Regions from separate parts of the Mus musculus genome. Here all the other regions are linked to region 1. The links are chromatin loops, found by intact Hi-C in ENCODE. Cell type or tissue: left cerebral cortex. All regions are shown on one strand. Links, peaks and the distances in the headings refer to the core of each region. The heading gives the core; the rest is flanking DNA.

The links. A loop is a pair of places that touch in the nucleus more often than their neighbours do. Peaks named below come from ENCODE experiments on the same cell type or tissue, not always from the same donor. Only the 100,000 strongest peaks of a DNase experiment are listed, where the experiment ranks them.
Region 2: a loop joins it to region 1, with 6 times the contacts of the local background. A loop is called at or near these places in 7 of 42 quality-filtered maps.
Region 3: a loop joins it to region 1, with 5 times the contacts of the local background. A loop is called at or near these places in 26 of 42 quality-filtered maps.
Region 4: a loop joins it to region 1, with 3 times the contacts of the local background. A loop is called at or near these places in 3 of 42 quality-filtered maps.
Region 5: it touches region 1 in a loop (7-fold over the local background); 4 of 42 quality-filtered maps call a loop at or near these places.
Region 6: a loop joins it to region 1, with 2.8 times the contacts of the local background. A loop is called at or near these places in 6 of 42 quality-filtered maps.
Region 7: it touches region 1 in a loop (2.4-fold over the local background); 2 of 42 quality-filtered maps call a loop at or near these places.

What each region holds. Positions count from the first base shown.
Region 1 is chr8:36,092,864-36,097,296 of GRCm38, forward strand. It overlaps Prag1 (PEAK1 related kinase activating pseudokinase 1), which reads left to right and starts at 1,965. Exons shown (of 6, transcript NM_172911.3): 1 at 1,965-2,125. In left cerebral cortex, for the core only: a CTCF peak has its summit at 2,232; DNase peaks (open chromatin) are centred at 964, 1,353, 1,941, 2,782 and 1 more place; H3K4me3 peaks cover 3,083 bases; H3K27ac peaks cover 3,077 bases.
Region 2 is chr8:36,017,668-36,022,100 of GRCm38, forward strand. No RefSeq gene overlaps it. Among named protein-coding and RNA genes, the nearest start is that of Gm39163, 46 kb to the right of the region's middle. In left cerebral cortex, for the core only: no CTCF peak of the experiment used is centred there; DNase peaks (open chromatin) are centred at 1,260, 1,884, 2,433, 3,332 and 1 more place; H3K27ac peaks cover 1,294 bases.
Region 3 is chr8:35,858,059-35,862,491 of GRCm38, forward strand. No RefSeq gene overlaps it. Among named protein-coding and RNA genes, the nearest start is that of 5430403N17Rik, 23 kb to the right of the region's middle. In left cerebral cortex, for the core only: a CTCF peak has its summit at 2,357 (motif pointing right); DNase peaks (open chromatin) are centred at 2,359, 3,338 and 3,718.
Region 4 is chr8:36,245,644-36,250,076 of GRCm38, forward strand. It overlaps Lonrf1 (LON peptidase N-terminal domain and ring finger 1), which reads right to left and starts at 3,716. Exons shown (of 12, transcript NM_001081150.2): 1 at 2,924-3,716. The coding sequence starts at 3,611. It overlaps Gm35712 (a long non-coding RNA gene), which reads left to right and starts at 2,263. Exons shown (of 4, transcript XR_870368.3): 1 at 2,263-2,416. In left cerebral cortex, for the core only: a CTCF peak has its summit at 2,335; DNase peaks (open chromatin) are centred at 604, 1,532, 2,115, 2,559 and 2 more places; H3K4me3 peaks cover 3,835 bases; H3K27ac peaks cover 3,548 bases.
Region 5 is chr8:35,931,275-35,935,707 of GRCm38, forward strand. No RefSeq gene overlaps it. Among named protein-coding and RNA genes, the nearest start is that of 5430403N17Rik, 51 kb to the left of the region's middle. In left cerebral cortex, for the core only: no CTCF peak of the experiment used is centred there; DNase peaks (open chromatin) are centred at 2,433, 2,702, 3,014 and 3,246; H3K27ac peaks cover 1,746 bases.
Region 6 is chr8:35,878,956-35,883,388 of GRCm38, forward strand. 5430403N17Rik (RIKEN cDNA 5430403N17 gene) reads right to left here and starts at 4,002. Exons shown (of 3, transcript NR_046181.1): 1 at 3,898-4,002. In left cerebral cortex, for the core only: no CTCF peak of the experiment used is centred there; DNase peaks (open chromatin) are centred at 1,846 and 3,982.
Region 7 is chr8:35,733,501-35,737,933 of GRCm38, forward strand. All of the region lies in intron 4 of Gm35021 (a long non-coding RNA gene), which reads left to right. Among named protein-coding and RNA genes, the nearest start is that of Gm40492, 6.6 kb to the left of the region's middle. In left cerebral cortex, for the core only: a CTCF peak has its summit at 2,147; a DNase peak (open chromatin) is centred at 2,148.

The DNA of each region.
Region 1 (4,433 bases), core at 334-4,333:
GCCCAGCAAACCATTTGGGAACCATTTATTGAGCAGAAATTCCAAATTAACCCTTCACTTGCTGTGCCATGCTATAGAACCACAGCGGTCTCTCTGTGTTGCAAACTTTGCTTCTTTATTGTGTTCTTTGGGTTCTTTGTGCATTAAGGATAAATTGGGTAAAGAGAGTAAAAAGTGTGGAAGTGTCTCTTATGTGCTTGGCATGGCCTTTATTTATCCTGGGAAGTGTCTATGCCCCCTGGAGAGGACTGAAAGATGTGGGGAGCTGAATGCTGAGAGCCATGAATGATCCAAAATCCCCATGAGAGGGCCCAGTGTCACTGAACTGAAAGCCCCTCTTGGGTCCGGATTGTGTTTGTCCAGTGCAAACCATTTTGTACCTGTCTGCTTGTTGGCACTTTCCCCTCTGGTGTCTTCATAAGTAGACTGGACCCCTCAGGAGAATGTAATGCTGCTGGCGCCGTTCCACCAGAGTTTTCCTTATGTACTTGTTGAAATGATTGACTGGTAGGGCAATGTGGTGGACTCTCGGTGGAATCAGGCAGCTCTTGGTTCCCATCTCAACACTACCACTTTTCACCTGAGGAGCCCTGGCAAAGGATAGGACCCTTCTGGACCTGTGTTATGCTGTGTCAAATGTGCTAACCCTGCCCTGTGACGTTGCCTGGCACGTAGTAGGTTCTTCATGAATGTTAGTACGACTCCTATTCACCTTCCTATCAGTCTTTCCGTACTTAAATGGGTAATGAGGGACATTGAATGATAAGTAAATTCTCCTTATGGTCCCTTTGCACTCCTTACATAGAAGCCACACATATCCAAAACATGTCTTCTTCCTCTTTCATATTCTATATAGCGCTGCCAGTGTTAACACCACATAAAGGCGAAGAGGGGGAGGGTCTGAGTGGTGCCTTCCTTCTCTCCGTGGAATCATCCTGATTAAGGATGTAACACCGCGCTGCCTCTGTAAAGCAAAGGGAAGCAACCAGATGTGTTGAGGGGGGGGTGCGGGGGAGGATTCCGTTTTCACTCAGGCTTGGCCCTGAGCAGTAACTTCAGTGCCTGGCTTCTTAGGGAACACCCAGGGCAAGGTGCAAGTCTGTCCTACTCAGGCAGCTGGAGGAAGGGAGGCGACTGGCTGGCCCTCTCCTGAGAGTTAAAAAAGATTTTTCGCCCGAGGAACAATATCTTGAACTCCTTGTATCTCAGCCAGTGACTCACGCACTGGAAGCGGTGTAAACACAGGTGGAGGACCTGGGTGCCCCAGCATGATTGAAGGCCGGTCCTCCAGGCCAACATTTGCATTCCACTGTTAAAACACTAAAGTTCAAAGAGATGTGCTGAGCCATTTGCTAGAGGCCTGGACATGAGGAGCTGAGCAGGACCTGAAATCTCTCAGCCAGCCCTGCTCCAGCCGGCTTGTGGTTCTCCTAGGATAACAGTACGTGGCAGTGAAGGCGCTCACGCCTCTTTCAGAGCCCACCGCCCTAGATCTTATTATTGTACTCCGGATCCCCTCTCTTCCATGTTTCGTTCTTTTGCTCCCTCCCTACCAGGGTCTCCTAGGGTCGGCTGGGTGGAGGGATGAGAATGCATTTACTCCGACAGACACACCTATCTGTGCATTGTGGTTAAGGAAAGCTGGGAGCACCAGAGATCTTCCAAGCAGAACTGCGCTGAGCTGGGATTGAGCTGGGGACGCTCTGGGGGGCTCAGCTCCAGGTCTAGGGGCGCCAAGGCTCGGGCTGGGGGCGGAGCCTCGCTGTGGCGAGCGAGGGGGCGGGGCGCGGTGCGGAGTTCCTAGGGACCTGGGCAGGGGCGATCGCCCGCCCTCCTGGACTGGGGACGAGCAGAGTGGCGGGACGCGCAGGCCCGGTGGAGACGCGGGGCAGCGGCAAGGACTGCGGGGGTGCGGCGGGAGCGGAGCGGGCGGCGTCACCCGAGGCGGAGGGGGCGGAGCCGCGATCGCAGCTGCCACCCGGCCGCCGGGCCCAGGCAGAAGTCAGCCGCCCGCGGCTGGGCAAGCACTCCGCGCAGACACGCTAAAGACAATGCTCCGAGGCGTCCGGCGGGGCAACGGACTGCTGGGTCACCGACGGCGAGGCTGCGAGACCGCAGACCCCAGGTGAGCCCACCACTCTCTCTCCAGATCCCGCCGCTTTTTGTCTGACGAACGTGGCGGCCCAGGGGCTTTCGCAGAGTCGCTGCGGTGGCCCGGCGGGCCAGCCCCTGCTGGCGTCCCCAGGGGTGACAGGCTACCGATCCGGAGCGCGTGGAGAGTCCGGACCTCGTGCTCAGGGTTGTGCCCTCGGTGCAGGTTCCGAGACGGGAAAGCTGGGGAGTCGGAGGGGTATTTTCAATTCTTTTGAGAAACGCTCGCTTTGAAACTGGGAAACTTTTCCTTGGAGTTCCGGGAAGGGTGATCGACTGCTGTAATGGTTTTACTGGTCTTGCTGGTCTGGCTGCTCTGTTTTGTGTGTTGGGAACTGCTCCTTTTGCAGTGAGTATTGTCAAAGGAGCAGAGGGGCAGAGGCCGTTCGGGCTGCTCCGGCCAGACCCGGAGGTGACGAATTGGGGGTCCAGGGAAGCCACCTTTAGGCTGCAGCTGATCTCTGAAGGAAGGTGCTATCTGTTTGATGAACCTTGGTGATCATTCCATACCTGGAGCTAGCTCCCAACCTTTGCTTGTGATGTCCCCTCTGCAGCCGGGCGCACACACCCACATGCACCCACATGCACACGCAAGCACGCTTACCCTTGGAAAATAGAATCTCTGCTTGTGTGTGAGTCCTGGGAATGCGAATGGAGGCGGCTGAGCAATTCTCAGCCCACAGCGCTCGCTCACTGTGTCTGTTCTCCCAGGTAAAGCTCAACCATGGTTTTGCAGAGCCTATTGTAGAGCCCAAAGGTCTAAGGCTGAGGAGTTTTGCAACGGATTCAGTTCAGACTCAGGTTGGAAAGGCTTAACTGATCACAGTTCTCAACTCTACCTTACAGCCCCTTCTGAGGAGATTTGACAGGAGGCCCCAGAGAAAGCAAGTTGGCTTTCCTAGGGTCCCTCAGAACTTTGCTCCCCTTATTGGATCAGACTGCAGGCTTCAAGTCCACACTCCTCCTACTATGATTGCTCAGAAAGTAGAAAATAAAAAGATATGTAGATACCATTATATACCCTCAGTGCTGGGGCTGGGGTGAGGTGGGGTGTTAGGGTAGTCATGTCCTGCTTTCTCCCTAGACCACGCTGGCTAATGGAATATAATGCATTAATCTATATACTTTCCATACATACTATACCTTTGGGGGGTTGCATTATTATTTTTTTTTTGTAAAATACAAGAAGCAATATTATTTAGATGGAAAATTGTGGAATTCTATCAAGTAAGGCATGAGCAAATTTGGGTGCAAATAAGAGGGGTTTTGACCTGAATACTTAGGATCTGGCCACCCTGATTCTTCGGATTCTTTTTGAGATGGGGGTGGGAGTGTATCTGACAGCTCAGCCTTGTAAATCGTAGCGCCCCGAAGTTTGCAGAGGCAAAGCTCTGTTATTGTGACTTGGATCACAAAGAAGGCTGCGGATCTTTTCCTGATCTTACACTTGCAGCCTCTCACTGAGAAATGGGATCATTTGCATAATTCTGCACCTACCCTCTGAGGTAGGCATGTGAGAAGGTGCCATTCCCAGGCTGTGCAGAGCTGGCACTACCCAGGGCTCTCTCTACTCCTGCTCTGAGAGTCATTTGCATAGTTCATCATCTTTTCCCTGAAAGCAAACAGGAGACAGTTCCAGGCCTAGAAGGGCTGCTCTAGCTCCAAAGACAAGCTGGGAATGTCTGTTTGCAGAGCCTAAGGAGCCAGTTTTAACAGGACACAATGAGTCAGTGACAGTGGGCAGCCCGGGGTTTCCTTTGTTACTCATATTCAGCGACTTCTCTTAAAGATACTCTGTGTTTCTGGGCAGTTGTGTGACCCATGTGGTGGTCAGCCTGCAGGAAAATGTCAGAGTTGTGGAAGAGAGCAAAGGAGTGCCCGTGAGTGAGTGAGTGCTCTCAAGGTAGCTTCTGGCAGTACAGTACAATAATCAAGAGCCTACTGAACTCCCCAGGCTGTCAGAAGCTGATGGCAAAAAAAAAAAAAAAAAAAAAAAAAAAAAGGAAAAAAAAAACCACACACAAAAACAAACAAAAAAAATGGAAAGGAGGGAGGAGCCTTACAAAGTGGGGTGTCTGGGTGTTCTGGATTGCCTGTTAAAGAGGAAATGAGATGAGGCCACCCCAAATTTGACCTGTGTGACTGTGTGCAGCAACCTCTGAGGAAGCCATTGGATGTCATCCCCACAGCTCCCCCAGCCTGCCCTGGAGCTAGCTTCCCAGGAGCCCCACACAGCTGTCTCCCCAAAGCCCACTGAGGGTCACTGGAGTCTTGCCTACAGT
Region 2 (4,433 bases), core at 222-4,221, 75 kb before region 1:
TTATTTCTATAACAATATAAAGTATGCTTATACCTTTTAAAAAGGTTTATTTTTATTTTTTGAGTGGGTGTGTTTGTGTACGTATACATGCATGCATGCAATATTTTGAAGTACACAATTAATTATTGTCAAACAGTTTTCCCACTCTGCTTGGATGAGCAAACACAACAGTGGTTTCTACCTGTGTATTTGTTTCTCTTAGGCATTTATATTTTTAATAGTGTTGAGCATAATGTGTTAAAGAAGAGGGTCTAAGTCAAGGTGATATTATCCTCCCATAGGCGCTTGGCCTGGAGGCAGATTGGTTGTCAGAGCATAAGAAGGGAGGTGCTGCTGGGGAATGAGAGGCCATCACTATGTGCTCTGCCAGGAAGCACAGTGCAGCCTCCTCGACAAATAACTGAAAAGATCAACTGTGTCACAGTCAGGAACCCTGTGATGGACCCCAGCATGACTGAAAGCACGAGGCTAGAGAAATCCCCGGGCTGACGGTCTCAGTAGACGTCAGTGCTCTTCTGGAGGTCGGACTCTTGCTTGTGAAAGCTGGAAACACACCTCTTCCTAGACTTCTTGATCCGTGGAGAGACGCTTCAGTGACTTGAATGAAGGTGTGTCACCCGGTGGCTCCACAGTGGAAGCTTCTCCCTGCCCTGCCCTGCCCTGCCCTGCCCTGCCCACTCTCTACATGTGCATCTTTTCCCTCTTCTACTCTTTGACTACACATTTTCCATCCTGAGTCCTGTACCATCCCTCCTAAACCACCTTTATCTCATTCAGTATCACTCTCTTAAATACTAGTTACTGGGACTCACCAATAACCTCTATCTGCGAGATAGAGAACTCAAGACTGCTCCTTAATGCAGACAGCTTTAAATTAAGGAACTTTAATGGCAGGAGCTGATAACAACTGTGCCCACTCCCCTCCTCACCCCACCCCCAACATTCACAGAGAGATGCATATTTCCAAATGGCTGCCTCCTCTTTCCTGTGTGCCATTAGAAGAAACGCATAGCGTATCCCCTTTGAAGTCTTTTCATTACTAGGAGAAGGCAGAGGGGACTAGTTGGAGAAAGCATGAGAAAAGGAACATTCCTGAAAAGCAGTTTCTAGACAGATGACTTGATTTAGGGCCCTGATATGCCCTCTGCTTTTTGACAGTCTGAATTAATTCAGCAGAACAGAAACAAAGAGGGTTCTAAAATAGCGAATGGTGGCCAGGACTGGGGGTAATGCAATTTGCTTTGAACAATGTGCTTACTGTATATGAGTGTTTCAGATGATGACCGGAACACATACACAAAGATCTTTATTCTGTGGGGCCTGTTCTAATCTTAGAAACGGAGTAAACCTTGTGTTCTTGTCAGCATGGATTTTTGCTTCCTCCCTCCCTTGGAAAGACTCACTCCTTCCTGAGGTGTGGGTGCAGGACAGCACATCAGACAGTCACCAATACTCTGAGGCCGAGGTGGCCAAGACAGAGTCTATGCCGGAAACAATGGCAGTTCCCTCCTTTCCGTGGTCAGCACTGATTTGTAACTAAGGCCTGGTTCTGCTTTGAGCCCAAAGACGATCTCAGAAACCACACATCCCATTTGTTTCTCATCGCACCGTGGACTACAAGGAATCGTGGTCAGAGGGATTCCATGTTTGTTTTGTAATAGGTGATCCTGTTAGGCCAGGTTAGCTTCAAATTCATTAGGCAGAAGAGATTGACTTTTGAACTTCACGAATTTCCTGCTTCTATCTCCCAAGATCAGAGAGACATACCACCTTGCCTGATAAGAGAATTTTAAAGTCCTCTTTTCAGGCACACCACAGCCTAACAGATCACTGTCTGCAAAAAAGGGGAACACTAAGCAACCAAATGACTCTTACAGCACCAGAAGTTCCTGTACATCCTGACCAATGCCGCACTCAGTACGAACAGCTGTAGTAGATACAAAAGCATCTCCAGTAGCCTACCATATCGACACGTACATCCACCCGGAAGTTCAAATGTCCTACAGAGGGGACCAAGTTCAAAGGAAAGAAAGAAGCCACTGTGGCCTGGGTGGTACACTGCAGTTGTGCGGTGACTCATGAAAGTGACAGGCTAAGGACAATGCAGGCTGGCATTGAGGTCTGGAGGAAATGCTGGCCTTCCATGCCAAGTGTGGTGTGAAAGCATTGGTGGGTGCTCAGCAGGAGAGTAAGGTGATGTGGCTTCAGATTTAGAAGGTACCGAAGCGGTGGGAAAACATAGAACAGGATCTGACGCAGGCAGACCATCCACAGCTCACACGGAAATCCACTCGAGGTAGTGAGCAGAGCGGCTACCATTGTTGCACAGGGAGACAAGTTTGGCTGGGTGCAGCTCACAAGTCTTCCTGTTGGCGTGGGTAGAGGCAGGGGAGTGGTGACTGAAGGGTTCAGATTTGGAGCTTGAAGTACGGGATGGCTGGAGACGCCATATTCAGAAATGGTGAAAAGTAGACCTTTTTTTTGGCATTTGAGTGGGTGGAAGGTGTAGGAGTGGACATCATCTGCCTGCTCCACATGCTCTATACTAAATAGCTAAACAGAGTTAACTCTGTCACACAGTGGGCAGCAGCTTCTCTCACTGACTTTATATTTAGATGTGGAAAGAAAATTAGTCACCTTTACGACAGTTTTTTTTTTTTAAAACCATAACCAAGACTAAACCTTCTTAAATATGTTGGTGAGAAGTAGCATTTGGTCTTTCTTTCTTTTCCTTTCTCTCTCTCTCTCTCTCTCTCTCTCTCTCTCTCTCTCTCTCTCTCTCTCTCTCTCTCTCTCTCCCTCCCTCCCTCCCTCCCTCCCTCCCTCCCTTCCTTCCTTCCTTCCTTCCTAACAGCTTTGTGTGCAAAGAGTTCTCCATAAATGCACTTAGGTGGTAACAGTGTTGATCACTAACGAGGGCAAGGGGACCCTTCTCCTCTAGATAACATGAGAGTCGTTTGTGAATTCAACAGCTGCATGCCGTCTCCATCCATCCATCAATGGAGGATAAACTCCATGGAAGAGTGCCTTTCCTGCAGAGAGGAAAGGGGAGATAGGTGAGCTACGAACCACAAAGCCCTTAGGATTTCCTTCAGAACCATAGCCCAGATGAAAAGGTCATCCAAAAATACAAACAGATTCGGTGAAACGAATGAGTGAGTGAATGAATGAATGAATGAATGAATGAGCAAATAACTCACCTCACCTGGAAAGGCTGCTCTCTCCAGCTAAAAGGCAGAAGATGGGAAGCCTAGCAAGACAGAAAACCTGCCAACAACCACTGTTCTCCTCCTGACAAACACTGCAGGAAGACTGTAGCCCCATCCCACCCATGAGAAGGACTTGTATCTCCCTCGATTTCATGTTGAAACCCTGCTCTCCAATGAGATGGTGTCTTAGTCAGGGTTTCTATTCCTGCACAAAACATCATGACCAAGAAGCAAGTTGAGGAGAAAAGAGTTTATTTCGCTTGCACTTCCACATTGCTGTTCATTACCAAAGGAAGTCAGGACTGGAACTCAAAGCAGGTCAGGAAGCAGGAGCTGATGCAGAGGCCATGAAGGGATGTTCTTTACTGGCTTCCTTCCCCTGGCTTGCTCAGCCTGCTCTCTTATAGAATCCAAGACTACCAGCCTAGAAATGGTACCACCCACAATGGGCCCTCCCACTCTTGATCACCAATTGAGAAAATGCCTTACAGCTGGAGCTCATGGAGGCATTTCCTCAAGGGAGGCTCCTTTCTCTGTGACAACTCCAGCTTGTGTCAAGTTGACACAAAACCAGCCGGTACAGATGGTGTAGACAGTGGGTCCCCAGGAGGTAATTAGACTACATGAGCCCATGAAGACAGCACTTTTATAAATAGGACCAGTGCCTTTCCAAGAGGCCCAAAAGAACTTACCACTATACTAATATATGAGGACAAAAGAGACGATAATGGTCTGTAACCAGAGGAGAGCCCTTACCACTCCTTGGAGGGATGAAGAAGAAATCATGGTGTTTTTAGGTAAAGGAAAGCTAACATAGCTTATTACCAGAGAATCTCCTAAAAGAGTAACTGCACAAAGTCTCTAAACAGAAGTCTCAGTTAAATAAAGACCCCTGGAACATACAGTTAGAAGCACCAAGAAAAGCCAAGGGCTAATGTAATAGATTTCTCTTCTCCCTTTCAGTGTAGTAATTCGTGCTTGATGGTTAGGACTTAGAGCTTTACAGTGTCTGTAGACGCACTAGGGAAATATTTTGGACAGTAGCAAAAACAAGGGAAAGCAAGGGGCTCAGATGTCTGTCCCTCAGTCACACCAAGGAAGGAGGGATTCCAGCAGACGGTGCTTGTGTGCACAGGCATACAGCAGGACGGAGGTAGCCACAAAAACAGCTGTGCAGACAGACGTGCCCAGTTAGGCAAAATGATAATCCAGGAAAATATCATG
Region 3 (4,433 bases), core at 159-4,158, 230 kb before region 1:
TTCCTTTTGTGATAGACCATGAGAGTTCAAGTGTAAGACAGATAAACCCTTTGCCCTACAACTTGCTTTTGGTCACAGTGTGTGTCATCACAGCAATAGCAACCGGAAGGCAGAAGTTGGGATCAGCATAGTGGGATAATGTGAGACACCTGGCCATGTTGCTTAGGGGGGGATTGTGGAAGGATTTTTGAAACTTTGGGCTAGAGAAGCCCAGAGTATTGAGATCTCCGTGGGATGTTCTATAGGATCTTGGAAGATAAGAGTGTTGAAAGCAGTGCAGATGATGGAGGCCTGGCTTGTGACGTTTCAGAGGGAAGCAAAGATTCTACCAGGCCTTATGTGTTAAGAATCTGTGGTTCTGGTCAGATGAAGCTGAAGAATTCTCTGTGATTAACAAAAGACCAAAACCACTAAAGACAAACCTTTACTTTGCTGGGACAGTGGATGCTGGTAGGCTGGGGCCAAAGAATCAGCCATGATTAGGAAGAGGCCAGCATCGTTGAGGTGAAATCTGGGAAGTGTGTCCTTAGAGTCATCACATGCCAGCTGTATTCAGAGGCAGCCAAGGTTCTGCCTTGTACTGACAGCCAAGTTTGGGCATGGATGAGAGTCACCCCGGTGGTACTGGGTAGTCATGAGGGGGCCACAGAGAACAGGTGAGGCTTGCTTGGCACTGAGTCCAGGAGAGGCCATTGGTGAAAGTGCAGCCTCAGTGGCAGGCGAAAGCCTAGGAATGAAGAGACCATGAAGAAAAGTTGAAGCGTTGCAACATTAAGAAAGTCCAGGAGAGGCTGTTGGTTGCAGTAGAAGACCCCAGCATTTTGGAGATGCCAGTATCATGGGATGACCACCAAGAAGAGCAGCCATGGGTCCTGGCCAAGCTTACAAGATAAGCCATGTGTGCTACAGAGGGCAGAGCTGAAGAAGTGACCCAAGGCCCTGGGAGAAGCCCAGGATGTTGTGAGTGAATCCCAGATACTGCACATTGAATTATTTATACTGTTGGAGTACGGCTTAGCTTTGCTTAGATTGTGACTGTGTGCTATTTTTTCCCTCTTGAAGTAAGAAAGTATTTAGCTTATTTTATAGGAGTCCACAGTTAAGAGACTGTTCTTAGACAAGATTTTAGATTTAAAAGTGACCTTGGGGAGCTGGAGAGATGGCTCAGTGGTTAAGAGCACTGACTGCTCTTCCAGAGGTCCAGAGTTCAATTCCCAGCAACCACATGGTGGTTTACAATCACCTGTACTGGGATCTGATGCCTTCTTCTGATGTGTCTGAAGACAGCTACAATGTACTCATATAAATAAAAGTTTTATATATATATATATGTGTGTGTGTGTGTGTGTGTGTGTGTGTGTGTGTATGTATAAAGGAGACATTGAATTTTACAGAGATAGCTCTTAAAGTGTTTGAATTGGTAAAGACTGTGAAAATTTAAGTTTGTAACATGTTTTATGTTCGTGATGTTTATCTATCTGAGATCTTGGGGATGAACCACAAAATGGAAGGGTTGTGTCTTAAAAGCATTGTGTGTCAATTGACAAAGGGCCAATTGTGTTGCCTAATTTTATGTCAACTTGACACAGATGAGCGTCACCTGAGAGGAGGAAACCCCAGTTGGAAAAAACGCCTCCATCAGATCAGCCTGTAGAGCAAGTTCTTAATGACTGATGTGGAAGGACCCAGTCCATTGTGGGTGGTACCTTCCCTAGGCAGGCGGTCCTGAGTTCTATGAGAAAGCAGGCTGAGCAAGCCCTGGGGAGAGAGCCAGTAAGCAGTCCCCCTTCATGTCCGCTCCATCAGCTCCTGCCTCCGTGTTCCAGCCCTACCTGACTTCCTGACTTCCTCTAGTGATGCGGAAGTGTAAGCCAAATTAACCCGTTCCTGCCCAGGTTGCTTTTAGTCGTGTTGTTCCATCGTTGCATTAGTGACCCTAACTGAGACACCACCTAAACACACCTTGCATCAACAGTAACTGGGTTATAGATGGCTCTAGAACATGTGACAGGAAAGCGGGAGTGAGGCGTTGCTCAGCATTACCCGGTGGATGCCTGTGCAGTTCTGTTACTGGCTTTAGGTGAAAGGTATTATCGCTTACATCTCAGGACCCAAGCTGTTTGTGGCCACCGGGCAATAGAGGGTTTGTGAGGTTTCGTGGAGAGTCCGACCGGGCTAGATGCTTAACCTTAGACTCCGGGTCCGCTCAGCTTCCCTGGTATCCTTTTGGGCTTTCTGACCTGTCTTCATCACTATCATCAAGTAAGTTTCGGTTGCCTTCTTCAACCTACTACTTCCTGTAAGGCCCACAAGGGCTTTTTATGAAATTCCTTGGTGGTGTTATTCTTTCATCTGCCAGCAGGTGTCAGCACATCTCAGGGAGTAAAATACCCTGTACCTGGCTGGGTACCTGTTCTTTTGTTAACTAAATTTGGGTGGAAAGAGGTGGGAAATCGTGAAGAAAATTATCACAGCACCAGCATCAGAGTGCCCGGGCTGCTGTTAAGAGGCAGCTTCGTCTCCTCAAATCCTTTCAGAGCTTGAGATATGTATACCAGGGACAACTGTCATTTTGGCTGCTGAAATAATTCATACTCAGGACCATAGGTTATTTACATGTAAAAATGAGGATGGCTGTATAAGTACCTCACAGAAGGAAGTGTGAGGAAGCAGACTTACAAAAGTCAGCCATGTACCTCAAAGCACAGAGCGGTAGGTGCTTTGCTGGGGCGACAGGTCACTTAATAATTAGCATTTTGATTGACTGCCATGAATGGAGCTGGTCAGTTAGGGTCCAAGAAGATACATAGAGGAAACCCTTGCTAGGTTATAGGAAGTCCTCCCACCCCCACCCCCACCCCCTGCCCCTGCCCCAGGTTCCTCTGAGAAAAGACTCCTTTGGAGCGTCCTGGGACAATCTTTACTGGGGTGACCCAAAATACAGACAGAAGCTGGAGAACCAGCAGAAGTTTGTAATGGTTTGTTCCCTACAATATATGTCTTGCTTTGGAGAGAGAGGAAGGAGGGGAGAGAAGGAGTAGGAGGAAGATGAGAAGGGATGGAAGGGGATGAAGAGAGGAAAGGGGAAGGAGAGGAGAGAGCTCTTTCAAAGGTGTCTGTTGGGGTTAGGGCAGTGGGATGTAATTTCCAGTAGAGGCAGGGGATCTGAAAGCCTCAGGTCTGTTCTGCCCCGCCCCCTCTTCAAGGATAGAGCTTGCTCACTGTTCTCTTCTACTGTTCTTGCTAGTGGGGGCATCGCTCCAGTCTCTGCCTCATGCCTGTTGGATCTTCCGCTGCCTCCTTCTTTTAAGGACAATGTGACAACATCCAGGGCATACCCAGGTAATCCAGTATAGTATGACCTTCATTTCCCAAGATCCTTTGCATAATGATCCCAACAAAGATGTTCTCGCACAGGTTTCACAGAATAGGACAGGGTGACTTTGGCAACTGTTGTTCAGCTCCAACAATGGGAACTGGAGGTTTTGATTTATTGCTAGACCTGGAACCAAAGGACAAGGAGGGAAATCACCTGAGAGATTCTGCCAGCATCTCTCCTTCTCTGCCAAACGGGGCATGTTCAGAGCCTTGCAAGAATCTTTTCAGCTCAGCAAGCATGGGATGGGAGAAGCATTGGAGATACGAAAGCCACTGCCATGGAACATGAAGCCTTCCAAAGAGGTGCACAAGATCTGCAAAACTGGAGAAGCATTTATGGCAGAGAACTGCAGTTACGGCAAAGATCCCTTGCAACTGCTTCATTCTGCCATGAGCAGAAAGCAGCTGCAGACAGCATGCGTGCCATGCCGTGGCTGTGGCTCCTCTCCAGCACAATTTCCCTGCATCACTTGCTAAGAAGGGTTTAAACCCATGCTGGCACCTCGGGGGGCAGGGGGGTGGGGGGGGAACAAACATCCCCCAAACTCTGAAAGAGCTATTATTTCCAATAAGTGCATCAAAAATGAATGTGCTATGGAACACAGATAAAAGGAAGCCTTGAACCATTGGGGCTGGGATCTAGTTACACTTATTTGTGTAGGAATGCTTTATCTACACATATGTGCAGAAGAGGCTGTCAGATGTCCCGGGACTGGAGTTATGGATGGCTGTGAGCAACTGTGTGGGTGTTGGGAATCAAACCCAGGTCCTCCACAAAAACAGTGCATGCTCTTAACCGCAGAGCCATCTCTCTAGCTCCTAATGATGGATTCCCTTGGAGAAGCAGATGTCAAGATGGAACTCTGTGTGTGCTAGAAAGACTGGAGGAAACGGTGCAGGAGAAAATGCTCTGATGTAGCTGTGACGCGGTAAAAGGTGAGGAGGAGGCAGTGTTGGAAGGCAGCTCTCAGTCTGCACAGCGGCACTAAGTCTCAGCCCGGCTGTCAGGAAGCCTCCGAGCAGTTGCCATCACAGGATCCCCACACGGAGCAGGA
Region 4 (4,433 bases), core at 263-4,262, 150 kb after region 1:
GGAACCATTAATACGTACAAACCTAATAATAAAAAGACAAAGTCTGGGCTGGTGAGATGGACAAAGGCATTTGCTGCCAAGCCATTCTTCCCAGGTCTGACATGGAAAGCTCTCTCTCATTCCCACAGTGTCCTCTGACTTCCATATGCACACCACAGCATGTATGTATGCATGAGCAAAACGGTAAATAAATGAAAAACATAAAAAACTAAAAAAAAAAAACCTTCCTTAAACAATTTAAATAAAAAATTGTACACAAACACACACACACACACACCACAAGCGCGCACGCACATACACTTTGACTTTTTTTTTTAAAGCCAGTTCAAATCGTCAACCACACCGTTCTGTCTTCATGTGGAGAGTGGAGAACACAGGAGAGAGGGGTCAGTGTAAAAAATCCAGAATAAAAAGACTCCATCCACTCCACAGTGGGATCCGTTCAAAAGACTCCAGTATAAAGACTCCATGCAGAAAAGACTTTTACATAAGCTCCTTGAATACTAAGAAGAAAGTTATGAAACATCTGAGAGTTAATACCAAAAGATCAATGGATTAAATGTTATCTAAATATATTCCAGTGCAACAGACCCTTATGTAATCGCAATGGGAATTCTGACGTTGGCAAGGGTTCCTGGGCTTTCTTTTTCTGCCGACAAGTTTAAGTTTGGTTGTGTGGGGGCCAACTGCAGACTAGATTTTTTTTTTCTAATAATATTTGTTTCATTCTAAGAAACATGAAAAAAATACAGCAAGGGCTTTTTTTTTTCATTACCAAAAAGGACGGTGTCATTAATAACTAGAGTTGAGCAGTGATACAAATGCCTTTCAAATGCTTCCATAGATAATAACTCACCAACTCCAAAAGAAAAAAAAAAAACCAAACCAAACCAAACCAAACCAAACCAACAAACAAAACTTAACCTTAACAAGCGGACAAACAGATTTCTGAGAGTGACTGCGTTGCTTGTTCGGAAGGTTAGGGATACAGAGCAGAACATTACATGTGCCAGGCAAGCACGCTACCCCGGAGCTATCCGCCTACTCTTATTAATGCCCATAAATTATGAACCACATACAATTGCCCTCTACCAACTCAAATATGTTTGGCTCTATAACTATTCTCCTTTTATCTCACACAAAGAATTCAAGGGAAAAATATTATCACTTTAGTATCGCTGAGATACACAATCAGGTGTAGAATTACTGGTTTTTGACAAGCCTACAAATAAGAAAAATAAAAACCTAATAACATAATAAAGTGAAAGGCAAGAAGAGACTTGCATCCAAGTCCTGAAAAGGGGGTGGTTCCACAGCTTGTAAGCAAATCTCACGTTTGGTCTGTGAAGCTTGGAAACAAAAGAATTCATCATTCCCAGCTTTTTCTGTTCAAGATGATATCCCGGTAGACCCTAGAATCTCAATACTGGGCACAGAAGGTTGGAAAGTGGAGGGTCTAAGCTGTCCAGACAAGCCACCACCCAAGTGACTGTTGGTAAGTCACCCGTCCAGTCTCTGCTTCCTCATTAAGGTCTGACCGCAGCCTGATACTGGATGACTGGTCAGTTGGCTCCAGCTCCCCCACTCAACTTTATTCACCCAGATATCCAGAGTCACCCCCAGCAGAACTGTGGACTCCAAAGTGTTCTGGGTTTGTCATCTTAGTTTATTACTGCTTGCTCATGAAGCTTCTGGGAGACAATGAAAACATGCCAGAAAGATATTCCTGAAGCTACTGTCACTTGCTCAGGATGACTAAAAGAGTCAAGATAATAATTTCAGTTACAAGATTATAACTTATCTAATACTTAAATCAGTTAAAAATTCCCAATGTCAATGATTTCATATAAGTAATTTCTCGTGGTAGGCAGCAGACATAAAGCATGGCCAACATCAGGTGACCAACTATGTATGATAAAGTTGACATTTGGGCCTGATCAGTCTTTCACATAGGCGGCTGTGAGCCTAGGAATGTTTAGTGACATCCTTGGAAGGGCCACCAGATGTCTGTACTGACAGGACTCCTAAAAGAGGTGGCCATTCGAAGATGTCTCTACGTGCTTTTCTAGATAAGGTCCCCTCCCCAGTCAGTAGAGAACAACCACATTCCAGGATCTAAAGAGGAACTCTCGGGTTTACTAAGTTTACATGGCCCTCTTCCCCCTACCCCCCAGCTTAAAAACCAACTTAAGCTCTAAGCAGGAGACGGGACCAAGCTGCTGTTTCTTGGATATGAAAATATAAACAAAAGACCTACAAAGCTTCCCCTCACAGGTCTACTGTGAGCAAGGCAAACTCCTCACACAGGCTACTTCTCTACCAACACCAGGGGTACAAGGGAGCAGCACAGAGGGCGGAGGAAGCAGGATATGAGACAGGCAGGTGGAGGAGGTTCCAGGAGCAAGAGATCCTGCAGGTAAGAAGAGGTGACCACCTCGGGGGCAGCCGGCCACCAACTCGGAGTTGGGCCGTCGCTGGGCCTCCCGATGCCGGTGCCCGCGCCGGGCTCCCGCCACGCCCACTGAACGTCACCCGTTACACAACGCCCCCCCACCCAGCTTATGCAATTCTGCCCTCCCGCGGCTTCTAATTGCCCCGGTGACTTTAGTGCACGACCAAGGTAGACACGGTATCCCCCGAGCTCCCGCCAAGCCCGGGGATGCTCGCCCCCACCCCGGCTGGGGCTCCCGGCCAGAGTACTGAGGGAAGCCTGCGGCCCCCACCCACCCCGCGCCCAAGCTCCGCGGCCCCAGGTCCCCGCTGGGCGCGCGCACGAGGGAACCTCGCATCCGCGCCCCTCCCCGCGCCGCGTCACTTGCAGCTCCCAGGCGATCCCCACCGTGACCGAAGCACCCCGGGGCGCCGCCCCCTCCCACACTCGTGATCCCCGCTCGCCCGGCCCCACACCGCAGCCCCGCATCACCTGCTCGCAGGGCGTCGCAGGCGGCGGCCAGGGCCTCCCGGTAGCGCCCTTCGTGCAGCAGTTCCCCGAGGCGGCCGGCCGCCCGCGCGCGCTCGCGCTGGCCCGGGAACCACTTCTCCGCCAGGTGGTTGAGCACGACGCTGGTTCGGAAGTCGGCGATGGCGGCGGCCAGGGGCGGCGGCCGCGGGGTCCCCTCCGAGGCGGCGGCGGCGGGTGGCAGGCGGTCCCGGCACAGGCGGCAGCGGGCGCGCAGCTCCCTCCGTAGGCAACGGCGGCAGTAGCTGTGGCCGCACGGCACGGTCACCGGCTCGCTTAGGAAGCCCCGGCAGCTCAGGCAGCTGAGCAGCCCGGCCGCGCCCGCCGCGGGTGCCGCGCTCCAGCGCAGCCCGTGGCGGAGCCGGTAGCTGAACACCAGGCAGTCCACTAGCGACCCGAGGCGCTCGGGCCTGGCCGGGGCCCCGCGGCGCAGCGCAGCCGCGAACGCCTCCAGCGCTCCCTTCAGGTGGCCGCCCAGCGCCAGCAGCTCTCCGCGGCGGAGCAGAAGCTCCCAGCGCCCCGACTCCGCGCCCGCGCGCTCCAACCGCTCGCCGCCGCCGCCCACTTCCCACGGCCCGTTCCGGCTCCGCGGTCCGCCGGACGCCTCCCGATTCCCGCCCGGGGACGCCCTCGCCACGGCCGGAGAAGACATGGCCCGCACAGGGCTGCTCTGCCGCCGCCGCCCGCCGCCACGGTCCGGGAACCTCCGGGGCGCGCGGCTCCGCACGCGGCCGGCGAGCAGGGGGGCGTGGCGCGCGGACATGGCGGGGCGGCGCGCGCCCGGGGAGCCCCTGGGGGCGGGGCCTACAGAGGAGGGGCGAGGCTTAGCGAGGCGGAGCGGGGCGGGCCTTGGCTTCTGCGCCCGGCCTCCCGACATGCGGCCGGCCTCCTAGTTCACCAGAGCTGGCCGGCTGGTCCCGCCCTTTCTGAGCCCCTCCTGGAGAGGGACGTGAGATCAGATGATCCCCAGCGGGGATCTAATTGGCTTCTCTGACGAGGAGGGCTTGGCTCGTGACTGAACAAAGCCCGAAGTCTCCTGGGCGGCCTTCGAGCTGACACCTCTTGTAACCGAGGTCCATCCCCAGGCCTATAACTTGGGCGCTGTGCAGTTCGTATGTGCACCAGCAGTGCTGTGACCCCAAACCTGCAGCACCTGAGTAGGTACTCCGACTCCTCCTGGCCATAGAAAGGAAACTTTGGGTGGGTCTAGATGCCCTGGGTTACGGCCGGCCAGAACAGGCAAAGGGATTGTGAATGCACGGTGTGATTACTTTGAGACTTAAAACTGAAATCTGCCAACTTTATACACACACACATTCCACGTCCAGAGACCACTTCCTTTGGTTAGTGCTGACTTGTGATAAAGTTTATTAAGAGTTCAAACGAAGAAATGAACTGTCCAAAAGAAGCCCGATACTTTGTGAGTGACCTTTAAATTTTAATTTAAAAAGTGCAATACACCAACCCCCCCCAT
Region 5 (4,433 bases), core at 288-4,287, 160 kb before region 1:
GTCTACAGAATGAGTTCCAGGACAGCCAAGGCTACACAGAGAAACCCTGTCTTGAAAAAACAAGACAAAACAAAACAAAACAAAACAACAAAAAACAAAACAACAAAAAACAAAAAACAAAAAAACAAACCTCCTCCTAGGAGATTGTGTCAAGCTGACATTAAAACTAACTAGAACAAGACTTTACAACTAATTTCATTTTAAAATAGTCTAACAGGGCTCGTCATTATCTTCCTTTTCCATCCTTTTATATTTTCATCTGTTTCAGGGAATTCTTAAAGGCTGATCATTCCCTTTCTTTCAACCGACATTTTCAACCAGTTGGGAAGTCATATAATATACGCGAAGATCCTGTTCTTCTTATCCCAACACCACTCTCCTATTTGCCCTTATCATCTCCCCTTTGAACTATTGCTGCTTACATTATACTGTATGCCAGGCTCTATCCTGGGAACTTAGGATATAAATAGTGACAAGATACACAGAAACCTCTGTCTTAAGTTTAATTCCAAGTGGATGGGAAAAGCCAATAATGAAAACATAACTAATACCTGAATTACACACACACACACACACACACACACACACACACACACACACACACACACAATCTCCATGTTACTGTGACCAAAATAACTAACAAAACTTTGAGTGGGAAAAGCACCATTTTAAGAGTGTCAATTTTTAAGCCAAGAAAAGGCTACTGAGTCAAATAGTATACACAATAGTGACCAGGAAGCAGAGAATAGGGTTTAGGCAAGATTTAGCTAAGGGTATGGCCCCAGTGACCTGCTTCCTTCAGCTAAATGTTGTCTCCTAATTTCCCTACCTTCCAATAGTGCCATCTTATTATAAATCCATCTAAACAGTTATTGGTCCTCTAAGTCAGAGTCCTCAGGATCCAATCATCTCTGGAAACACCCTCACAGACACAACCAGAGGTGGATTTCCCTCATCTCCTAGGCATGTATCAATTTGATCAGGTTGATGGTCATGGACAATTATCGATCTCAAATCATGGATGTTGGCAGAGACTATGATTTCGAACATGAGGGCTAGAATATACCTCTCGTTGAGAAGATAACACTCACAGAGGCACAGACACTTAGAACCGACCCCATGTCTTAGGAGGTTGAGGTGTGACAATCACCAATTCCAAGTTGCTGGTTTGCAGGTGCATTCAAGAAACATCAAGGAGAGAGAGAGAGAGAGAGAGAGAGAGAGAGAGAGAGAGAGAGAGAGAGAGAGAGAGAAGTTTCTGACGAGATAGCTTGACCCTGTCACCTGTCACTCTTTGCTTACAGCTCTCACACCAGGATCAGCTCCCTATCCCTACCCACTTTAGCCACAGTCCATTCATTTGGTACAGGAAGTCTTTCTTTCTACGATGTAGCCTATCTAGCTATCTTTCCATTGGCCTACGGGTGCTGCCCAGCAACCTACTGGATAATGGTTGTGCATCTTTGATAACGCTGGTTTAGTATTTATCTGTCTTTCTTGGACCATGCCCTGTTTCTTCTGACACCCCTTTCTCTGCTGATTGGCTCAGTGTCTAGTCTACCTTCGGTCTCTTCTCGAAGGTGAAGTAAATGTCTTCTATGCATGCCCAACTTCTCCCTCAGACGCTAGTCTAACCATCTTCAGACCATGCCCACCTGTGTCAACCTCTTCCTCCCACTTCAGGATTATCATGATAGTAAGATAATCAGTGTTGGTTGCTCCCATTGAAAAACCTAGGCTGTGTCTGCATAAATCTAAATTAAGTCCGGTGCCGGGTCCTCAGGTCTCCCCACTATAGCAATTAATATTGGAAAGTCAAATGAGGTTGGTGAGACTGGTAGCTACAGACCCTCTCAGTCTTTCTTCAGGTTTTCTGTAGATCTTCAGGTAATCCAGGCCCCATGCACACCTGCCGCCTCATGTTCTCTGAGGATTCTCATCTGTTTCACAGCCTTTTCTCTCCAGAACATAAGAAAACAGGAGCCCAAACTGGCCACAATGGTGCAAATCTGTAATCCCGGCATTGGGAGGCCTAGACAGGAGAACTGGCTTGTGCTTGTGGCCAGCCAGCAATACAGTATGACCTTGTCAAAGCACACCAGCATTTCATTAGGGGGATGCAGTTGACTGCCCTGTGCCAGGAGGTGACCAACGGACGAATGTCCTCGTGGTTAATGTAATGCCAGGTTTCCTTAGAGGACAAAGACTGATAGAAACAGATGGGGCCATTTTGTAAGCTTTCTATTCAAAGAAAATCAGAGAGAGAGAAGAGGCAGGGGGCTGAGAGGCGTATGCTAACAGAATGGAGCAGGTGTAAGAATTATGAAATAGCCTCTCAGAAGTAGAATTGCCCCCACAATGGAATAAAGCACCCCCCCATGCTGCATTACATTATCTGCTTAGCTGTCACATCAGGGGATCTGGGACCACAGCCAGGTGTAGCCAGGCACAGCCTGGGCAGCTGAACCATGCCAAGATAATTTGCTGAAAGACAATGGCATCCCAGCCAGCCAGTCCTGTGCCTGTGCTTAGGAGAGCCACAGTACTGTGCTACATCAGATTCAGCTTGGCAACCTCACGTTCTTCTGAGGGGCAAAGGGTGGGGGAGAGCCAGGGGAGAGGAGCTGCCAGGCGCAGTGGGCTGGGCTTTAAAACATCTCAAACGCCCGTGCCTTTCTATGTCTTTGGTAAATTTCCTTTCATTAGTGTTGTTAAACCTCAGACAGCCTGGAATCGTCTCCTTTCCAACTCAGCCATCTGTTCCCCTCTTGTCGACGATTGTGACCACACATTAAATAAGAAAAAGGCTTACTGTCAGAAAAAGGGTTTTCTTTAAAAAAAATACAATGGGGGAGAAAATACATGGAAATGAGCTTTTCAGAGGTGATCAATAGCAAGAGGTGGGGCTTTCTGAAGCAGGACCCAGGAACGTGCATTGGGAATTTCTTAGTGAATAGATAGAATAGTAAGCTTTTTGGCCAGCGTATTACGACACAGTAAATATGTATGGTTAAACTTCTTTTCTATACAAGGGACGGGGCTGGATGCTGCGCTGTTGTCTAAATATGAGGTGTCCCCCCAATTGCATTGTGGGTTGAACATTTGGTCTCAGTGCAAAGCTTAGAGATGGAGCTTTGGAGATGTGTTTGGACCATGGGGTTCCTGTCTTAATCAGTCCACTGATGGACTCACAGTTTGATCCCATTATTGGGAGGTGGTAGAAGCTAGGAATTGGAGGATAACAGTCACTGGAAGAATTCCACTGAAGGATCGATCTTATGCCCGCCCACACTGTTCTTCACTCTCTGCTTCCTGCTGGCTATAGAATAAGATTTGCTGTACCGTGTTCCCAGGGTGATGTTCTAGCTCCTAGCAGCAGTGGATCTAGCCACGGGCTGACACCTCCAAACCCTGGGCTAAAATGAGCCTTCCCTTCCTTCTTTGTTAGGAATAATCCTTAAATTTGTTAAAAGGTTCAGATTTTCTTTTATTTTTATGTGTATGCATGTGCTTGTTTGAGTTCTTATTGACCAAGCGTGTGCAAGTATATGGGGAGGGCACTGGATCCCCTAGGACTGGAGTCACAGGCAGTTGTAAATTGTCATGCGGGTGCTGGGAACTCTACCTCAGTCCTTTGCAAGAGCAGTTAGCACTCTTAAGTACCGAGACACCTCCTCAGCCCATGTTTCCAATAATTCTTTATAGTATGAAAAACATAACCAAAGAATTAAAAAATATTTAAGAATAGTGACTAGAGTCAGAGAAAGAAAATTATGAATCTACAGAGACAATAACTCATAAAATGGAAGGCATGGGACCACTGTAGCCTGGGAGTTCCAGAATCATTGTGAAAAAAAGGTCAATTTGAGGACTGGGGGATGAAAGGAGGGAAAGCCACATTAATAAGATCACAATGACCCACTGAGTGCAAACAACTGCCAAGTTCTTTCACATCCAGCTGGATCCCTTCCATGGTCTGGGCATCCTTCACCCCACAAACCAATTCAGTAAATCAATCTGCACATTTCACCTCAGCATAGAACTCACATTAGCTTTCTTTAACTTCTTTCTTCTTATAACGAAAGAGAATTTTTGTACAATTGCAACCATTAGCTGCATCTTGGACCAAGACTCTTAAGACCAGCCATTGTCTTCATGTGTCCCAGGTTCTAGTTGTCCTCTGTCTATCGTCTAGCTGGGTAACATTTTCCCTGTAGGAGGGCGTCCAGCTCTGAGCCTGGAATTCCAGATCTGAGAGATCCTGTGACCATGGTCTATCATTTTATGAGCACTCTTCTAATTATTAATGCAGCCTAATATTGCTTTAGTGCCCATGATGCACTGCAATAAGTAGCTAACTTGTGATATAACAACATAGTGAAGATGAGGATGATAATGATAATGATGAATCTCCACTTAAACTTCCCACTGAA
Region 6 (4,433 bases), core at 257-4,256, 210 kb before region 1:
AGGGCAAATAAATGCTAACTCTGGCAATTGGTGGGATGGTTTATATATGCTTGGCCCAGAGAGTAGCACTATTTGGAGGTGTAGCCTTGTTGGAATAGGTGTGTCACTGTGGGTGTGGGTTTTAAGACCCCCATCCTAGCTGCCTGAAAGCCAATATTCTGCTAGCAGCCTTCAGATGAAGATGTAGAACTCTCAGTTCTGCCTGCACCATGCCTACCTGGATGTTGCCATGTTCCCACCTTGATGATAATGGACTGAACCTCTGAACCTGTAAGCCAGCCTCGATTAAATGTTGTCCTTTATAAGAGTTGCATTGGTCATGGTGTCTGTTTACAGCAGTAAAACCCTAACTAAGACAATTGGTAAATTGACTATCATAGCTAATGGTCTGGAAGCCTTCGGGTTCTAGAGGCAGAATGGCCATATCTGAGGAGCTGCTTATAGGCTGTTGAATGATACACAATGCTGTCTTCCACTATAATATTGAAATTGACAATTTAAAAAAATTATTTATTTACTTTACATCTCTAGCAAAACTTCCTCTCTTCTCTCCTTCCAGTCTTTCCTCTCCCCCCCGCCCCCTCCGTGCCCTCTCCTCCTCCTCAGAAAAGGTGAGGCCTCCCATGGATATTGACCCTCCTCAGAATATCAAGTTGCAGTAGGACCGGGCAAATCTATCATGGCCATTAGGGGAAAGGGACACAAAAGCAGTAAACAGAGTCAGAGACAGCCCCTGCTCCTGACATTAGGCGTGTCACAGGAAGACCAGACCGAGATACACAAATGTTACATCTGTGCCCAAGGGCCTAGGTCTCTCCCATGCATGCTCTTGATTGGAGGTTCATTATCTGTGGGCTCCTATGGGCCCTTCTTAGTTGACTCTGTCAGTTTTCTTTAGTGTAATTGACCCCTCTGGCTTCCTCCATCTTTCCTTCCACTCTTCCATAGGATTCCTCAAGTTCCACCCAGTGTTTGGCTGTGGGTCTCTGCATCTGTTTCCATTAGCTGCTGGGTAAAGCTTCCTGACTGCAAGTATAGAAGAATATCATTAATGGTGTCGTGAGTGGACTCTCATGGGATGGCTCTCAAGCTGGGCCAATCTATGGTTGGCCATGTTTTCAATTTCTGCTTTATCTTTACTCTTGGATACCTTATAACCAGTACAAATTGTGGGTAGAAGATTTTTGTGGCTGGGTTAGTGTCCCAGATCCTCCATTGGAAGTCTTTCCTGTATTACAGGAGGTGGCTGTTTCAGGCTCCATATCCCCCACTGCTAGGAGTCTTAGCTAGGGTCACTCTTGTAGATTTCTGGGAGTTTCCATTGTCTTAGGTTTCTAGCTCATCCCAGGGATTCCTCCAACACCCTCCCCCCATTCCTCCTCTCTCTCTCCTCCCTACACGTAATCCTTCCTGTTTCCCTCCCCACCCAGTCCCCTCCATCCATCCATCCATCCCATGTTGAAATTAACCTTATTAAAACCTACTGACAAGAGAATGGTGAGGATACTAACCTACGTCTTTTATTTTCATGACATGAAATGCCAAAGTATGCTTTGAAAAACACTGTGTTCATAAGTTCTTATGTAAATGTCTAGACTGTAATGCCAAAGGTAAGCTTCCAAGACTCCACAAACAAGATGCAGGGTACGAAGGACAGACATGCCACCGGAGATCTGGCTTTGCTGTGTTGAAGGATTCAGGCTTAGGGAAGATGTCTTGGTAGCTCTGGATCTCATCTAAGTGATGACAAGATACACTTCGTGCCAAGATTCTACCGGAAGCATGTAAGAAGAGCATCACAAAGTGGCATTGACAAATCGGGCCGTCACGTAGGAAGAGGCAGCTCAGAATTCTAAGTCAGTGTGACACCTGAGTGTGCCCACTGCTATGCTCACATTCAAGTGGAGAAAGGGCTGGGTGGTGGGTGGCTCAGAAGAGTGGGATTTCTCGCTTTGGGAAGAGGACTGTCATAGTTACTGCCCTATTGCTGTGAAGAGACACCATGACGAAGGCAACTCTTAGAAAAGGAATCATTCAATTAGGGACTAGCTTACAGTTTCAGAGGTGTAGTCCTGTTATCATCATGGCAGCACACATGATGCTGGAGTAGTAGGCTGAGTGCTACATCCTGATCCATAGGCAGAGAGAGAGAGAGAGAGAGAGAGAGAGAGAGAGAGAGAGAGAGAGAACCACACCTTCTAATTCTCAAATAATACCACTGGTGATAACAGTACAAATACATGAGCTTATATTGGGGGGGGGGTGCTATTCTCATTCAAAGTACCAGAAAGACTGTGGAGAAGTCCCCTCCATGTTGCACATATTTTATTATTTGAAGACAGAACCCATTGGGGCTCTGTTATAGAGCTCTGTAACCTTCATCTTTCCTTTCTGGAGATGGTACCCTTTTTGAGAAAGCAAATATGAAGGGCTAAGACAGAAGGATATGAGGAAAGGGAGTTAGGGAACCTCAAAAAAGTGTAGATACTAAGCCCTTGATCCTTGCATTCATCAACCAAATCAACCAAATCAAAATTCCTGAGTGGATGGAGTCCTTGCCTAGCATGTGTGTGGTTCCAGGGTTTATTTCTCATTGCCCAAACTATTTACAACATTTCACACCTCTCTGTATTTTTCAATACCACACTACTGTTTGCTTCCAGCTGATGGCTTTCTCGGGTCTCCTTCATATCCAGGTTCTACTTATGAGTCTGGATGGAGAAGGAAGACATTGGTTTTGTCTACATATTGTGGGGGTGGGGAGAGAGGGAAGTTTCACTTGAGTATCATTTGGGGAGGAGGTGATATCAGATGTAGTGGCATTGCCTCATGGAACTTTCTCCACCTCACTGGAACCAGCACGGTGTGAATGGCCACCCATTAAAAGCTAGAGGAGGGACTGACCCCAGAGTGGAACTGTAAGGGAATCAGACCAGCACTGCCACACCCTCTCCTATTCCCCCAGGAAGATGTGGGAGGAAAAACCTGAACACAAAGGGTTGTGTGCACATCTGGGAGTTGGAAGGATGCTGGCTAGAGGCGGGGTGGAAGGAAGGTGAGGCAGCTGTGACTCACTCTGAAAGAATGGGGGTGTTGGAGCTTATACATTGTCAAGGACTAGAAAACGAACTCAGATGACCTTAGATTTAGCTAATGGGAACATTGATTTCCTTTATGAAATTCAGCCAAATACATTTAACTTCTACTTCAACATTGCCAGCAAGTATTTTTCAGTTCTTATCGTAAAGTCCGTTTTTCTTCCCCACTGGGTCACTGTTTGATTTCATACCCTAGGACATATTTTACATACCAAAGCAGACCTGGTGTCCATGTTCTCCCAGCATCCCTCAGTCCCTACATGGCATGCCCTGCTCCCAACCCGGAACTTTTCAGCCCAGTGACTGGGCTGCCCTTCTGTCAGAGGCTCTTCCCTATGTAATCCAGACATTTTGGTCTCTCCTTTCTCTCCTTCTCTTTCTCTGAGTTTTCTCTTCCCCCTCTGCTCTCTTTCCCTTTCCATGGTGACTTTTATGGCCTCAGTCATTGGGGCCAGTGAACACACCTGACAGCAGCTTTGCAATAAACCTGTGTTTGTGTATATATATATATATACACACACACACATCTAAATCTGACTTTAATTGGCTAATTTCACCAAAGGAGAAATAGCATGTCACTCGCCTTTGGAGTTTTTTAGCTGCCCCTTTAAAAAAACTTCATCCAGTGATAATGTCTTAATTCAACAAGGTACCCAGCTGTTAATTATACTGCTCATAAACATGTCTTCCTTTCCTTTTCAGAGAAATGAAGGGAAAATGATGACCATCCTCCTTCTAGAGTCAGCCTTATAGCACAGCTGTGTGCATTCCCCCTCGGGCCACCTGCCCCCAGGCTTACCTGTCCACCCAGCATTCAGCGAAGCCCAGTGTTACCATTGTCAGCAGCAGAAAGTTGGAAGAACTAACTCAGTTAACAACACAAAGGGAAAGCAGATTCTTTGTTAGCTCTCCTGGCTGTGTTGCATCATAATTACAGTTTTATGCAGCCTCCGAATTCTTTTTATTCCCCTTAGGCGACGACGGCGTGGAAAGCAAACGTTTCTTTCTTTTTTCTTTTCTTTTTTTTTTTTTTTTAATGTTTCAGTGTTAATACGTGTACAGACCCTGTGAGCTGACAATTATTAGCAAATAAAGAATAGTTTATTATCTAACCTAGTTATTGTGGTCATATTTCATATCACAACAGGACAGTTTCACTGTCCTTCTTCCAAGGAGGCTGTAGGGGAAAAAAAAAACCCACATCTCGGTAGTTTGAGAGATGGGATGCAGTGAGCGTCCCTGGCTGCCTGCCATTTCCCTTCTCCTGCTCCCATCCACCCCCCACCCTAATGAATATTCAGCCTGCATCCTTCCACCGGGAGCCTGAATTGGATG
Region 7 (4,433 bases), core at 175-4,174, 360 kb before region 1:
ACCCCTGCAAAATAGCATTGAGCCCTTCATGAGAGTTCTGTCCCAGGGCTTAGCTGCTTCCATCTCAGCACTACCGCACTAGGGACAACTTTCCTGTCTAGGAATTTCTTCAGCACACAACATATAATAGAAATAGAAGGGGTCCCAGCTATTATCATAAGCAGCAGCAGAGGATGACCTGTGAGAACCCTAGCTGGTTAAAGACCCCCCCTCCACACACACACTCTACACCCTGACCCTCCCTCTATGGGATACAACAAGATTTGACTGGAAACGGAGTCGGGAATAGGCTGTGTTTAATAGCCTGCAGTGGCGTTTAAAGATAGAATAATCCGGTTATTCTAGCAAAATTCTATTCTCTGTTGGAGCTGACTGTAGAACTGAGACATCTCTAGGAGGAGGTGGAGGTAGCATCTCTGGGTGCAAAGGTGACCCTAGTGACATCCTAGCAACTGGAAATTGACAGAAACGCCCAGGTACAAACTGCCTTGTGGCACCATTTTGGCAGTAGAGTGCTTGCTTCCCCACACTGCTTCAGAAGAAGGGAAACTGAGTCACCAACTTGTTTGGGAACCTTTTGGCCAGGCTTGGTTTGCCACACCCACTTCTGGTTTGACAGCTCTCTTCTGATTGGTCCTTTTGTATATTTCATTTGCATTCCCCCCTCCCCCCAACCGCAGCCAACCAGGGCCCTCCAGGTTCTTTATCACTGGATACATCCTACAGGGTTTTATGCTTTTCAGGCTCCCAGCCGAGTCTGCCTCTCATCCCGCTCCTAGTTCTGATCAGGAGCCTGGCTCCAGGATGCTCACTGGAGAAAGAAGACTGAGACCCATTGGAGACAGAGCTCCTAGGAAACTCACTCCAGCTTCTGCTTCTTCTGCTCCAAGAGATATAGTTTTTGCTTCAAAACCTATGGTTCTTGCCTTGGCCTTCAAGGCCTGCTGCTTCCACTGTAAGCAAGCAAGGGACACCGACTTCAGCCTTCGAGACCTGAGAGACAGGAGGACTTCTCCTCCTGCTGTACTTGTTGGTGATCTGCTGTCTCCAGATTGCTTTACCAGGGACTGTTCTAGGTAGACATCTCGACATTCTGCAAGACGGTAGAGCTGCAATGCGTGCTGGCACTCTCTTGGTGGAACCTTGAGAATGTATCAGGGCAACTGCTGGCATCTGGCTGCCGCTGAGGGTCTCCGTTTCTATCTTCCTGTTTGGGTTTCTATTTTCTCATTTGAATTGTTATTCCTGAGCGGCAAATGAAAGCTACCCTTTGTTTACCCTTTGCTCTCTGACCACCCTGTTCTTGGGAGGAAGGGAAAGGCAAGAGTTTAACAGAGAATGTTCGAACTAAAATCTTTTGGCTGGGGAGATAGCTTAGTGGGTAAATCACTTGCCATGCAAGTGTAAAGACTTGAGTTCAAGTCCCTAGAGCTGAACTTAAAACTATAAAACTGGGAACAGTAGCTCATGTCTGCAACCCTGATGTTCCCCTGGTGAGACATCAATATTCAATATTCCCAGGAGCTGAGACATTTAGCCACGAGCAGAATCTATGTCACATAGTACAGAAGGGAAGGTCTGACATCAAGGCTGTCCTCTAGCTTCTACTTGTGTGCAGGGTACACATAAACCTGCACTCATGTGTGTGTATACATGTGTGTATATATATATATGTATGTATATGTAATATATATATATACACATGTATATATTTTACACACACACATATATATATATTGTACACACATGTATCATACACCCACACACTAACATTTGAGATGTTCAGGGAAGATGACAGATTAGAAGTTTTATTGCCGAAGACACCAAAAGAAAACAGACAAAATAAGATGCAAGAGACAAGTGCTATAAAGGAACCTACTAAGCCCAGAGAGCTCTGCGGTGAACCCGGCACACACTCTTGAATTGGTGCCACGCCCTCTGAACCAAGCTTCCATAAAGAGAGCTCAGTAGAAGCTCTGCTCACAACTTACTCTGAAAACTACAGAATCGCAAAAAGGCAGGGTAGGGCATAGGGGTCTGAGGGAACCACCAGGGAAGGACTTAGAGCCTCCCCTCCCCCAAGCATCAGAGAGGCACAACCAAGGAGTCTACAGAGCCTGTGGACTCCCAGTCTTCTCTCTCACACCAGGGGGAGCCTTTGAGAGCCAGAGGGATCCGAACACTTCACTGTCCGAGTCAATGCAACAGTAGCAGAAAGTCATAAGTACTCTATTTCATATTTTGAATGTCAATCTTTTCTCATGATGGCTTGCTTTTGTTTGTAGGTTGCTCAGTTAGACCTTAGGATTTTCTCAGTGTGTTTCTTGACCTACCCTCCTATAGGAGGCTGCTTCTACTCTACTTTTCAGCACAGTATCCACTCTACTTTCTTCCTACACCTAACCTTAGTAACTAAAGTCTTAAGTATACATACACCATACTATCCTGGTTTGTTTAATCACTCAATAGTTATTTAAATCAAAAGGTCCCTGTTAATTGTCTAGTGTAACATTTGCACGATGAGAAGACTCAGAATCTGTGGGTATTTGGAACAGCGAACAGAGAAGACTAGGGAAGAACTTTCCTCATCATATCATAATTAAAACACTAAATATGTAGGACCAAGGAAATATTGAAAAGCAGCAAGCTATAGAGACCAAATCACAAATAAAGGCAGGCCCATCAGAAGAGTAGAAGATTTCTCAGAGTAAACTTTAAAGCTATGGAGTGGGACTAGGAAGATACGGTAGCTATCACTCATACTAGAAGGAGGAAAGAAACTTTCCATGATTAAAAATAGGCTGAAGGCATTCTTGACCACTAAGCTTTATAGGTGGTACTTAGAAGAACCCTTTGGAAGCCAGGTGTGGTGGTGCACGCCTTTAATCCCAGCACTTGAAAGGCAGAGGCAGGTGGATTTCTGAATTTGAGGCCAGCCTGTTCTACAAAGTGAGTTCCAGGACAGCCAGGGCTACACAGAGAAACCCTGTCTAGAAAAACAAAAAAAAAAAGAACCCTTTGGAGTGTGTAGATAAATAGATCTACCCATCAAGCTGCAGGAAAAAGTAAGCCACACTGGAGTCATGAGCACAAGAAAAGGAAAACAAACATTATGAAATAAGCTCAGTGGGAATCAATACTTGTCTTTAAATAATAACAGAATATTGAAGGTCTCAATTCCCCAGTCAAAAGACACAAACTAGTAGATTGGACAAAATGTCAGGGACATTTCTATTTGTTGCATTCAGGAAACATCCATCACCCCAGAAGACAGACACGACCTTAAGGAGAAAGAATGGTAGCAAACACGCAGAGACGTCAAACAGATGTCTCGGTTCTAATCCTAAACAGAATAGACAGCAACCCCAAATCAGTGAGAAAAAGTAAAGGCCACTTCATACTGACTGAGGGAGCAAGCCATGGGTAGGGACATTATGACCCTAAACATGTGTGGTCCAAACATGGGTGAAACTACTTTCATAATACATACTGGATGTAAAGTCACAGATTACTTCTAGAACAACCGTAGTGGGTGACTTTAGTTATAGGTCACATTATAGACCAGTACAACAAAGAATAAGGAGAAATATCTGAATGAAATGATATCCTAGATAAAATGGATTAAACAGACATTTCTGGAACCATTCACCCAGACACTGCAGAATATACATTTGTCTCAGAAGCCCATAAAACTTTCTCAAAAAGTTAGCATATAGTAGGGTATAGCACAAGGTTTAACAAATGTAGGAAAACTGAAATAATTCCTTGTGTTTTATATTATCACAATGGAATAAAAACTACAAACCAACAGCAACAAAGAAACTCTAGAACATATACAAACTAATGTAGATCAAACAACAAATGCTGTTGAATAACAAATGGGTTCTTGAAGAAATAAAAAGTTCCTAGAATCAAATGACAACAATTACCCAAGCCTACGGAACACAAAGAAAACAGTTCTAACCAGGGATTTTCTAGCCTTAAGTGTCTATATGAAGAAGTAAGAGAGAGCTCAAATAAATAACTTAATGATTCGTCCTTAGGGTCCTGAGGGGGGTGGGGGGGGTAGGGGGAGCACAAGCCAAACTGGAAGGCAGTATTTAGAAAGAAATGTAAGATCCAGAGGGGAGTGATGAGTGAAATGGAAATTAACAACAACAAAATACAAAGAATCAACGGAACACAGAGTTCCTTCTTCGAAAAGGTAAACAAGCTCCATCAACCTCGGGTAAGCTAACCAAGAGACATGGCGAGAAGGCTGAGGTTCCAGGAGAGGAGACTTAGCGGGAAGCCATAGTGACAGCTATCAGTGAAGCTCAGAGAGTCGCTAGAGCAGACCTTAAAGAAAATAGTCCGCTAAATTGAAAACGTTAAAGTTTTTTTTTCCAGACATAGATGACATACCCAAATTAAACCAAGATGAGATAAATTAA